2 separate regions of the Homo sapiens genome follow, and region 2 is linked to region 1. A link is an interaction called in ENCODE POLR2A ChIA-PET data of the cell type or tissue named here. Cell type or tissue: endothelial cell of umbilical vein. All regions are shown on one strand. Each heading gives the region's core, and the rest is flanking DNA. Links, peaks and the distances in the headings are about the cores only.

Region 1 (5,536 bases), core at 685-4,684:
ACTATGCTGGAATTGTAGGTCCAGTCTTTTGTTCACGTTCATTCCCCATGTGTAAAATCTCTCTTCTCCCCCTCAGCTAAGTGAAATCCTAAACATCACTCAAGGCTCAGCTCCAGCTGTGCTTCTGAAAGGAATCTCCTCGAACTCAGTCAACACGTGTTCGTCTCCCCTTGACTGTGTCCAGGCCTGCAGTTACGCTTTTAAACATTTCCCTCCAGATAGCATCATCTCTGCCCCTTCACGCTAACACTGTCCTAACTCCACTGAAGCCCAGGGCACTCCTCACTGCACTTCTTTGCAGCAGTTCTCACTGGGTTCCTTATTACTTCTCTGGACTCTCCCAGTACCCTCATTCCTGATCACCTCTCCTTCTCAACACTCTCTTACCTTCACCTGCAAGCCCACATTCTCCTGACTTTCTTTCTCCCACTCTGACCACTTCTTAATATCATATGGGGTCTTCTATTCTGCTTCCATCGCTCATATATTTTCTTTTAGATCTGACCCAGCTCGCTACTCCTTTTCTTCTCTCTCCTTAGTCTCCGTTTGGACAATGTCATCAATACCTTAGATTTCAGGTATTATAGATAAGCAGAGTCTATTCCTATCTTCACCTGCAGCCTAAATTTCTTCCTTTATATTCAGGTCAGAAAATACAATTACATAAGTAGGGGAGAAAAAGTGTATCTTTTCCTCACCCAATATGAGAGTAATGGCTGAGACCCCTATAACAGAAGACAGGTTAAAAAGAGAAGAGCATATAATAAATTTATTTTATTAGTTTTATGTGGCAAGAGTACCCTCAGAAATGAAGAACCAAAGGAATGGGAAGATCCATGTATTTTTATGGACAGTGGTGCAGAAGTATGACTGGAGAAAAAAAGTATGATCTAAAGGGGGGAACTTAGGAAGGCCTATTTGTTCAGTTTCTTCCTGGGGTTCCTGCGTGACATTCCTTTCCTCTGGGGATAGAACAGGATACCTGACACATGAGGGTATTCAGAGGAAAGGAGGAGATCAGAGTCACCTTCCTAGGTTTGATGGTCTGCTTTAAGGAAGAAGGGGTAAGGAGAATGTTAGTTCCTATGTGTCCCACTTCAAGGGAGAAAGGAGTGAGAGAAGATCAGAGGGACTTCCAGCTTCTGCTGTTTTCTCAATTTCCAAGGCACCACATTTTGGGGTGGCATTTCCCACACCCCATCACATACTTGACATGTCATTAGATTTGTCAATCTAACCCCAACACACATACATGTTTGCACACACACTCACAGCACACCTATTTCTCCATTTGTCTCTGGTACACACATCCACACTGTTACCTAATCCAGAATCCTAGAGCCATGCTTGATTCCTTCTTCTCCCTCACTTCCCATATCCCATGTCCAATATCCAATCCACCAGCAGTTCAGGAATGCTCTAACTTCAAAAACTATCTCAAATGCGCCTCTTCTCTTCATCTTCTGGCAGGAACCTTAGTCCAAGCCAAAATATTTCCCACCTGGACTTTTATTTTTGGACTGCTTTCCTTGCTTCAAGTTCAAAGTCCCTTCCATAGTCCTCATAATCTAGCCCCAAGCCCGTCTCCAACCTCATCTTCTACCTTTCTTCTCTTTCAAAACACACCAAGCCTGCAGATCTTCTGTTATTAAAAGGTACAGTTTGTTGTAGTACAATTCACAGCACATGAGAATCCTCTTAATTTCATTGTGTTTTTGAGGCTTGGTCTCACTCTGTCACCCAGGCTGGAGTACAGTGGCTTGACCATGGCTCACTGCAGCCTCAACCTGCTGGGCTCAAGCAATCTCCTGGCACAGCCTCCCAAGTAGCTGGGTCTACAGGCACATGCCACCACACCCAGCTGATTTTTTTATTTCTTTATTTTTGTAGAGTTAGGTGTTTCCCTGTTTTGCCCAAGCTGGTGCAGCAAAAACATTTAAACTCCTGGGCTCAAGCAACCCTCCCAATATGGCCTCCAAAGTGCTGGGATTACAGGTGTAAGCCACTGCACCTGGCCTAGTCTTAATTTCAAGACAGTGGGAATTCATTACTTCCTAGACAAATCAAAGTGCTTAGTCCTCAGACTTGGCAACAGAGCCCTGGGCAGCCTCAGATTTGTTTTTATGTACTCCTGGGTAAGTCATTGAGGGTAGAAATAAAATGGTAGAAGAGACCTTAACAGCATTTCCCATATTTGGGGCTGGATTATAATTCATGCTATTCCCCAGAAAAAAAAAATGGTCTTTTTTCCCAAAATCTCTAGAGAAGGGTACACCACAGCCACTTTTAATGTTTGTTGACCTTTTCAGCGAGGAGGTTCTAATTCCAAACTCAAGTCCCTTCAGCTCTAGTTCAGCCTCAGCAGGTGCCAAGGTGTGCGCAAAAACATTTAAGAGACACAGCGGGTACTACTTCAGGCAACCCCCAACAAAATGGTGAATGGTGTGAAAGTTAGAGGAGAGGACTTTAAGGGACGCTTCAGGTTTGAGGTGTGTCTGAGAGAGGGACAAGAGTAGTGGTGAAGAGGACAGGGTTTGTAAGGCAGAAAATATATTTTTATTCTTTTCTTTGAAGTGTGAGACTTGCAAATTCACATGGATACAATTGTAGACTTACTCTAAATACGTTTAGAAAAAATATATATATATATATATTGCAAGACAGTCTCATTCTGTTGCCCAGGCTGGAGTGCAGTGGCACTCCATAGCTCATTGCAGCCTAGAACTCCTGGGCTCAAGTGATCCTCCCGCCTCAGCCTCCCAAGTAGCTGCAGTAATACAAGTGCATACCACCATGCCCAGTTAATTTTTTTAAATATATTTTTGTACAGACAGGGTCTCACTTGTATACTGCCCAGGCTAGTCCTGAACTCCTGGTATCAAGTGATCCTCTCGCCTCAACCTCCCAAGTGTGGGGGTTACAGGTGTGAGCTACTACACCCAGCCCAAGGACTGTTTTTCTTTTTTTTTTTTTTTGAGACAGAGTCTCGCTTTGTCACTCAGGATGGAGTGCACTGGTGCCATCTCAGCTCACTGCAACCTCTGCCTCCTGGGTTCAAGCAATTCTCCTGCCTCAGCCTCCCAAGTAGCTGAGACTACAGGCACGTGCCACCATGCCTGGCTAATTTTCGTGTTTTTTTGTTTTTTTTTGTTTTTGGAGATGGTGTCTCGCTGTGTCGCCCAGGCTGGAGTGCAGTGGAGCAATCTCGGCTCACTGCAATCTCCACCTCCCGGGTTCAAGCAATCCTGCCTCAGCCTCCCGAGTAGCTGGGACTACAGGTGCACGCTGCCACACCTAATTTTTTTGTATTTTTAGTAGAGATGGGGTTTCACCATGTTGCCCAGGCTGGTTTTGAACTCCTGAGCTTGGACAATCTGTCCGCCATGGCCTCCCAAAGTGCTAGGATTACTGGCGTGAGCCAATGTGCCCCTCCTAATTTTTGTATTTTTAGTAGAGACGGGGTTTTGCCATGTTGGCCAGGCTGGTTTCGAGCTCCTGACCTCAGGTGATCCATGCACCTTGGCCTCCCAAAGTGTTGGGATTACAGGCGTGAGCCACTGTGCCCAGCCCCAAGAACTGTTTTAAGAGGAAGCATAAGAATTAACTATGAGGCTTCATGGTAAAGATTTGATTCATGAGAAGATCCAGATGCCAGGCATAGTGGCTTACACCAGTAATCCCAGCACTTTGGGAGGCCAAAGCGGGCAGATCATCTGAAGTTAGGAGTTCGAGACCAGGCTGACCAACATGGTGAAACCCTGTCTCTATTAAAAATACAAAAATTAGCCGGGCATGGTGGCGCGTGCCTGTAATCCCAGCTACTCAGGAGGCTGAGGCAGGAGAATCGCTTGAACCCGGGAGGCAGAGGTGGCAGTGAGCCGAGATTATGCCAATGTACTCCAGCCTGGGTGACAGAGCGAGACACCATCTCAAAAAACAAAACAAAACAGAGAGGTCAAATAAGGTACAGCGTCCTGTTCCATTTTCCCTACCCAACCCCAAATCTGTGTCAGGAAGTACCAGAGATTGAATCCTTAAAGGGTGGGTACTCATATTTTATATCCATAAACCAACACCCCGTTTCCCCCCACATTACCTCCCCAGCGAGATAAGTAGCAGGAAACTTCCCCATTTGGTTAACTGAGTTTCCCTTTTGCTATCCGCAAAGCCGGGCCCATTCTTCCTAGGGGTGATGGAGTATGATTATAAATTTCCATTAATCAACAAAGTCAGTTGGAGTTTTATATTCCCCCTCTTCAGGGTAGAAGCTTCATGCTGAAGACGGAATTTAAAAGACCATTTTGATGTCTTATTGCTTCCACTATTTTTCAAAAATAACAATTGCCCAGAACGTACCAGCTTCCAGCTGTTATCTTTCAGTCTGGTTCACAGGCGATGCTGCATTAAAAATTCAAGTTCGGTAAAGATGCCTTCACGGCATTGTCTCATTTCTGTATTTTAACAATGATAAAATATGAAATTTGAGCTGGAAGCAATATTACGATTTTGATATCAGCGACTCTGCACATGTGGTTTTACCTCCCACGTTCCTCCTTCCCCTCCAGAGGAAGTTTTCTTAAAGATTTTTCAGCAGGCAGATTTATTACGCGTCATGATTTGGGGATTATCTGTTGGACAGTTTTGCTATTTTTTTCTGATACCAGAAACTAAAAAGAGCAGATCATTTGGCTTTCAGGGACATATACTACATTGTAATCACTTCCACACTGTGAATACAATCTGCAGTAACACAAATGTAATTCCTGTCACTAATTGAAAGACTCCCTTTTCATGGAGCTTATGTAGAAATATCAGATTGTTCTGAATGTCTTTTGAGGCTATTTTTCACCAGATGCTTTTTTGGTTGTGAGAGGATTAGTGGGATTCTCTAGTCCAATAAACTGTTATCTCCAAAGAATATTTCTGATGGGGCATCGCAATGACATGCAGTCATGTTTTAATTTTAATACAGACGGCAGAATCTGAAAAGTACATTCTGGCACATGGAGACAGATGTTTCTCCCTTCAAACATTGCCAGAAACAATTTGACCCCTTTATAATCATGTTTCAATTACCTGCTTTTTTCTTTCTCTCTCTTTCCCTTCACTCTCCCTTCATCTTTTTCTCCATTCTTTTATTTTATTCTGTTCCTCCCTCAGATTCTCTCTTTCCTGCCAACTTTTCATTTCATGCTGTTTTACAGTTCGCTTCATATTTTCCATTTTTCCTTTAAAAAAATCTTCTGTCAAAGCCTTAGACTGCCACTAAGAACCTAGCATTCCTTGATCATATAGAAAGTAGGATATGAAATAATAGACTAGCGCTACACTGTAATAATCATCTTCATTTCTCTTGTAGGACATTGCCTTGCTGTGGTTCTGCACCAGTTGCTATGTCTGGATATGAAATAATTCTAGCGAGATCCTCGTTAAAATGCTAAGCAAAAGCAAAGCTTTATGAAGCACATAATATTCATACAAGTTTAAGAAAAATATCCATCCATTTGGAGAACAAATGTTTTTGAAACTCTATGCA
Region 2 (5,536 bases), core at 934-4,933, 280 kb before region 1:
GCCCTGAGCTCTATGCATACTGACGTAGAGGAAGAAACTCACCAGGGCAGAGAGATTTCTCAGTTTTTGAGTGCAGGGGCCATACAGTTAGTAGAGAGAAACTTGGGCTTTGGAATCTGAGAAGTGTGTGTTCAAGTGCAGCTTTATCATGACTTGGCTGGATGATCTTGGGCAAGTTGTTTAACCTTTTCAGGTCTTGTTTCTTCATCTGTAAAATGGAGCTAATAATAATATTGCCCATCACATTAGGTTGTTGTAAGAATTAAGTGAGGTAGTAAATTAGAATAATGTGGTACATCAGTATATTAATACATGAGATAATAAATATATGAACGTGACGTGGCTTTCCACAGAGTGAATACATGCTTAGCTAGTGATTGTTAGCCATGCATCTGAGTTGGGGGAGACCCAGCCAGTGGGTGACTCTCTGATCAGGTGTCACTCAGTGCTACAGGTTCCCGGCCAGTGTACCTGTAGTAAAAGGGCAGCGGTGGCATCCATACCTCTTAATCCAAGGCAGCTTTGGCCTCAGTGCCTGTGCAGTCTCCTGACTGGCCAACTAGGCTGGGCCACTTGTCAATGGGGTGGATTCGTTTTTTTGTTTGGTTTTCAGCTCCGAGTTCAAAAGCCTGGGAGACCTGCTGGCTTCTCTCCCAGAGCTGGGCCACATATTGTTAACCTGGGCCCTGGAGGTCTGATCAGTGTCCTGGCTGGATCCAGTGCAGTAAGAGAAGCCAAGGAGAAGACAGTCTTCCAAGGCCTGAAGCAGGTCTGACCTAACTGCCCAATGTAGGAGGTTTGCCCTGGGACAAACTGAGGTCCTGCAGGGTTCGAGGGTGAAAGGCCTCTTCTCCCAGGAGGCAGCCCCAGACCCACCTTGCTGAACTGGCTGCCTGGAAAGGAAGTGAGAGCGAAGATCTCAAAAAAGAGCAGCTCTTTAACCTCTGTGCTGCTCTCACTGAACGCTCCCGCCCTCTGCCCAGGACTTGATGGCTTTGGCCCTGGCCCTGGGGCAGAGCGAAGGGAAAGCGTCAGTGCCCTCTAGGGCCGAGAGTGTGGCACTACAGCAAGTGTGTGGTGGGTGCGGCTGACTTGTGCTCTGTGGCTACTACCCATCCCCATCAGAAACCTGGGCCTGTTTCCTTCTCTGGAATGGTGCTGGGACTTTCCAAACCACGGACCTGTAGTGATGAGAGTTGGTGTCTTGAGTCCGCGTCCACCGTCTGCATGCCATGCCTGCCTTCCCACTGCTGGGGGCCCTCAACCCTCCTCCAGTTCCCGTGTCTAAGACTTAGCAACAAGCATCCTTCCTGTGTGTTGGACTGCGGGTCTGCACCATTGTGAGACACGGTCCTATATTGGGCCCTACCTCTATCGGTGCTCGTTGACCTGACTGGTATCACAGTCCTCATCTGGAACGGGGCCAGCCAAGCTCTGGCCACTCCCTTGTCCTGGGACGAAGGCTCAGCCCCTGAGGCCCGGCGAGTAGTCAAGGCTGGCTCTCTGATGCCTGGCTGCTCTGATGCTGGCATCCTGCATGCACTTCCAGCTCCAGCCTTGTCCTGCTCAAATTACCCCTCATTATTGATCTGGTCCATCTGTTGAGTCACCCTCCAATTTTTTTCTTCCACTTTGTTTAATGCCTGGCACTCAAAAGACAGCCAGTAGAAGTATTTGTTTTTCAAAAAATGGACCCTCATTCATTGGTTGCTGATCCCTAGAATCTGTTGTTTTCATACCTCCTTCACTTGTTAAGATTTTCATCTCCTGCCCTGACTTCAGTGGGTACGTCTGGTTTTAAGCCCCGGTCCTCCTTCTCATAGGATCCATCCTCTGTCAGGTGATTGGAGCTGGCTGATGTTCCAGCTTCTGGATGCTGGAAGCCAGCAGCAGCAGCTGCCTGGGTGACAGCCTCACTGTGTGTTGGCAGGCTTCTCACTCACCTTTTTTAATCAATTGGACCTGAAAATCTTGAAGCTAAACAAACACAGCCCTGCTATTTTGGCACAAGATGAAGGCCAGTTTTAAGTGGTCTATAAAAGCTGTGAAAAAAACTTTTAAAAGAGAATTATATCCAGGGCACCCAAGCTGCTTCCAGATGCCAGAGGCAGCCCTGCATTTAATAATATGCTTGCTGGAATCCCTTTAAAATGGTAGATGTTGGCCATCTTTTTCTTTTTTCTTTGCATTCCCAATGGAAGGACTTCCAATGTATGGCCCTGGTATTATTCCCTGTATGTTTTAGAGAAGCTCTAAATTCCTGTAGCCGTCAAACTTGGGTTTTTCACTCAGACTGCATGTTAGGATCATCTGGGGAAATTTAAAAATACTGGTACCCAGGCAGCACCAAATTCCTTCGGTCAGAATCTCTAGGGATTTTTCCTGAATATAGGAACCTTCATAAACAGTTTCCAGGTGGTTTTAATGTCCTGTGAGGGCTGGAACCACCGTACCAGTGAGAGGAGAGCTGGCCTGCCCTGCTCACTGCTGGCAGATGGACTCTTGAGTCACATCTTTGCACACCCAGAAGCTCCAGGCCCACCGTGTACCATGGCTAAGTAGCTGCAACTGCAACCTGGCCTTGGCCTGGAAGCACATCTTGTAGGATCACTGATGTTACTCTCCCCTGGCCTTCCCCTTGTCCTGGAAGATGTGCCTAAGGCTGAGAGACTTCATTGTTTAATTCATCTAGCTGTCTGTTCTGAGAGCCCCCAGCTAAACTGAGGTTCCAGTCCCAGAACAGCTAGCAAACCGCCCTAAGGGGAAATGAAGGGGAGATGGACATGGTATTTACTGCGTGCCTTTCATAGGATGCTGCTTTTACCTGGTAGATGGCCCAATGCCTAGTTGTCTGACCTGTGACCAGGGGCTCCTCGCCTGGGAAACTTGTTTATATGTCTTTGTGGCTCTTGCCTTTCCTGTGTTCAGTTTATGCCCCCCTGCCCATTGCTCTGGCGCTGGGAGCCAAACCTTGTGCTCTCTTGGGCATCCCAGGTAAAACCTGGCCTGGGGCATCCCCTGGTCTTCAGATGGAAGGTGCAAAGGCAATATACACCACAGTAGGAAACAAATTCAAAAAGTGTAATTTACGGATCCTGGGCAGGGAGGGCACAGAGAGTCGGGAGGGCAGTCCTTTGTCCCTGGGCCACTCCAGATAGGAATGAAGCATCATGCAGAGAGAGAGAAACAAGGCACATGGCAACTGGCAGTGTGTATAGGGAGTAGGGTCTGGGCCACTGTAAGTTTTCAGGCAAATGTGTGAATGGCCTGTTTAAAGGAAGCAATGGGGAAGCAGGGAGCCCAGTCTGCTAGTCAGGGGAGATGTCTCTCAGTTTTTATCTCTCGCCACTGGCTTGAGCCATTGGGTGTGGTTTCCTTCTAATGCCTGGGCAGCTGTGTCATTCCCGTTACAGTCACCACATGATTCTAATTGCCTTAGAATTTATAGGAACCAGTTGGCAGCCCAACAAGTGGGCTCCTCTGGCCAGTGAGGGAGCCTGGTGAGGGAATCTTCCCAGGACAGGCAGAGACATCTGCCTGGTTCTTAGATTGGCCATCTTTGGTCTCACCTCAGTTTGGATATATTTTTTTTTTATCTCACCTGCCCCCTTGTTATCTGCTTCCAAGAAGCAAACAGCTCAAATAATTATTTATTTTAAAATAACATAAGAGGATGTCTCTGATACTCCAAAAGCCTTTTTTTTTTGAAAAAAAAAAAAAAAGGATGGTTCTATCCAATTTGGCATTTCATTTATAGAGAATAAAAACTATCTATACCCAAAATGTATTCATTGCACACAATTGTATTTTAATGGCAGCTGGAAATCTTCTCTCCTAACTGATGCTTTTGGGGAAAATAAGAACATTTGGACAATAAACTAGATTTTCTAGATAAACACAAAATGGGTGAATTTCACACATCCAATAATGAAAGTAGTTTTTTCCTTAAATTAGAAACAAGGATTTAAATTTCCGTCTTCTTCTGAATGAATATTTGGCACCCAACCAAGAAATATATATCATTTTAAATTTTCTTGAGGAAATATCCTTTTCTTGCATAATTAATTTAAAGGAAATTAAATTGACCATGTCAATTGTCAAACAAGGAAAAGTAAGAATTTTGCTTATTTGTTATTAATTTTATTTACAATAGTATTTAAAGGTAACTTTGTAAAATAACCCCTAATGATATAATCTAAAATAAAATAGATTGTATTTAAATCACTTTTTTATTATATACCACGAAAAACTACTGAATGATTAAAACATTCTTAAGTGGGTTCTTAACATTGTATGGAACTGGAAAGAGCAGTTCAGATCACAGAGGCATGGGCACTGTGTTCTAAGTGGTCACTGCACTGATTCAGAACAGCAGGGGCTGGCTCTGTACTGGGTGGGTGGGTGCTCAAGGCCAGACCTACACAGTGCTCCTGTGTCTGCAGCTGCAGGGAAGCAGGAGAAACAGTGACGATGGTCCAGGAGAGGCCACCTGACATATGGCAGAAAAACAAAATTCAGGGTACAGACAGTGGCTGGGAGCATCAACTCAATCGCTTTCTTTCTTTACTATTTTCCCTCTTTCTAAAAAAGTCTGTGATTTAGATCAGTGGCTGCAGGAGGGAGACAAGAGACCCAGTAAAGATGTTTTCAAAGATGATGCCTATCTGGTGTGAAAAGAAATGAAGACCTACCCAAAGAGAATAAGCACAAGCTATTATGCAGAGCTTGCTACAGCAAGGGAGTCAGACACCATCATTTGCAATTTGGCAGAGACTCAAAGGTGGGCAGACGAGTGGGAGAGCTTTATAGTGGAAAAAGGCGAAGGCTTCAGGTGTGCCCTGATTGGAGGTTATCAATGCGGGGAAGCTGGAGGCGGCTCACTAGAAGCGAACATCCTGTGTGCTTGGTCAGGGGACCATATTTGGCTTTCTCTGGTGGGTCCTAAGTTGGAATCGGGGACAAAAATTAGGGAAGCCATCAGTTATTAATCCAGTCCTGAACATTTTGAGTCAATTGTTACAGAAGTTATTATTTAGCTTCCTGGATAGTTACTAGAGAGCAATTTGGCTTCCAGCAGGTCTGATTTAGAGCAGGCCAGCTTCCGGGGTTGCTTTTTGTGGGTAAGGGTATTGTTTTCTGGGAAAGTTGCTGCACCTTGTGGATCAGAGTTCCATCTTTTGCTATGGCCTGGCTGTTGTCCGATTGTATATTTAGTCAGTCACCAGGCACCACATTTTCTCAAGCTGTTGGAAAGTTCTGTGTGTCCAGTGTTATCTTCCCCTTGTATTCTATGAAATATATGGCTGTCTGAAATGTTTGATGTGCAAAGCCAGCCATGGGGCTCTGCTCACAGCAAATGCTTTTGGCTATCTCAGGAAGTCATGGTGACTGGAAGAAATGCACAACCCTGACAGAAAATGGCAAATTCTAGCTGAAGGGACCTCCAGGGAGAAGGGGGTTGGGGAGGGGAGCAGTTGGCTGGGGCTTCTTGGCCGCCTCCATTGCCCTTTGGTTCAGCCAGCCCAGGCTCACAGCA

Evidence for each region. Peaks named below come from ENCODE experiments on the same cell type or tissue, not always from the same donor. Only the 100,000 strongest peaks of a DNase experiment are listed, where the experiment ranks them.
Region 2: POLR2A ChIA-PET joins it to region 1 with 9 read pairs; 2 of 35 experiments call an interaction of 5 or more read pairs at or near these places.

The regions. Positions count from the first base shown.
Region 1 is chr1:232,086,255-232,091,790 of GRCh38, forward strand. It overlaps LOC105373171 (a long non-coding RNA gene), which reads left to right. Exons shown (of 3, transcript XR_949271.3): 3 at 5,360-5,536. Among named protein-coding and RNA genes, the nearest start is that of DISC1-IT1, 160 kb to the left of the region's middle. In endothelial cell of umbilical vein, for the core only: no CTCF peak of the experiment used is centred there; no DNase peak of the experiment used is centred there.
Region 2 is chr1:231,805,818-231,811,353 of GRCh38, forward strand. All of the region lies in intron 8 of DISC1 (DISC1 scaffold protein), which reads left to right. All of the region lies in intron 11 of TSNAX-DISC1 (TSNAX-DISC1 readthrough (NMD candidate)), which reads left to right. It overlaps LOC105373170 (a long non-coding RNA gene), which reads right to left. Exons shown (of 4, transcript XR_949268.4): 3 at 1-5,536. Among named protein-coding and RNA genes, the nearest start is that of DISC2, 9.9 kb to the right of the region's middle. In endothelial cell of umbilical vein, for the core only: a CTCF peak has its summit at 1,059 (motif pointing left); a DNase peak (open chromatin) is centred at 1,004; H3K27ac peaks cover 235 bases.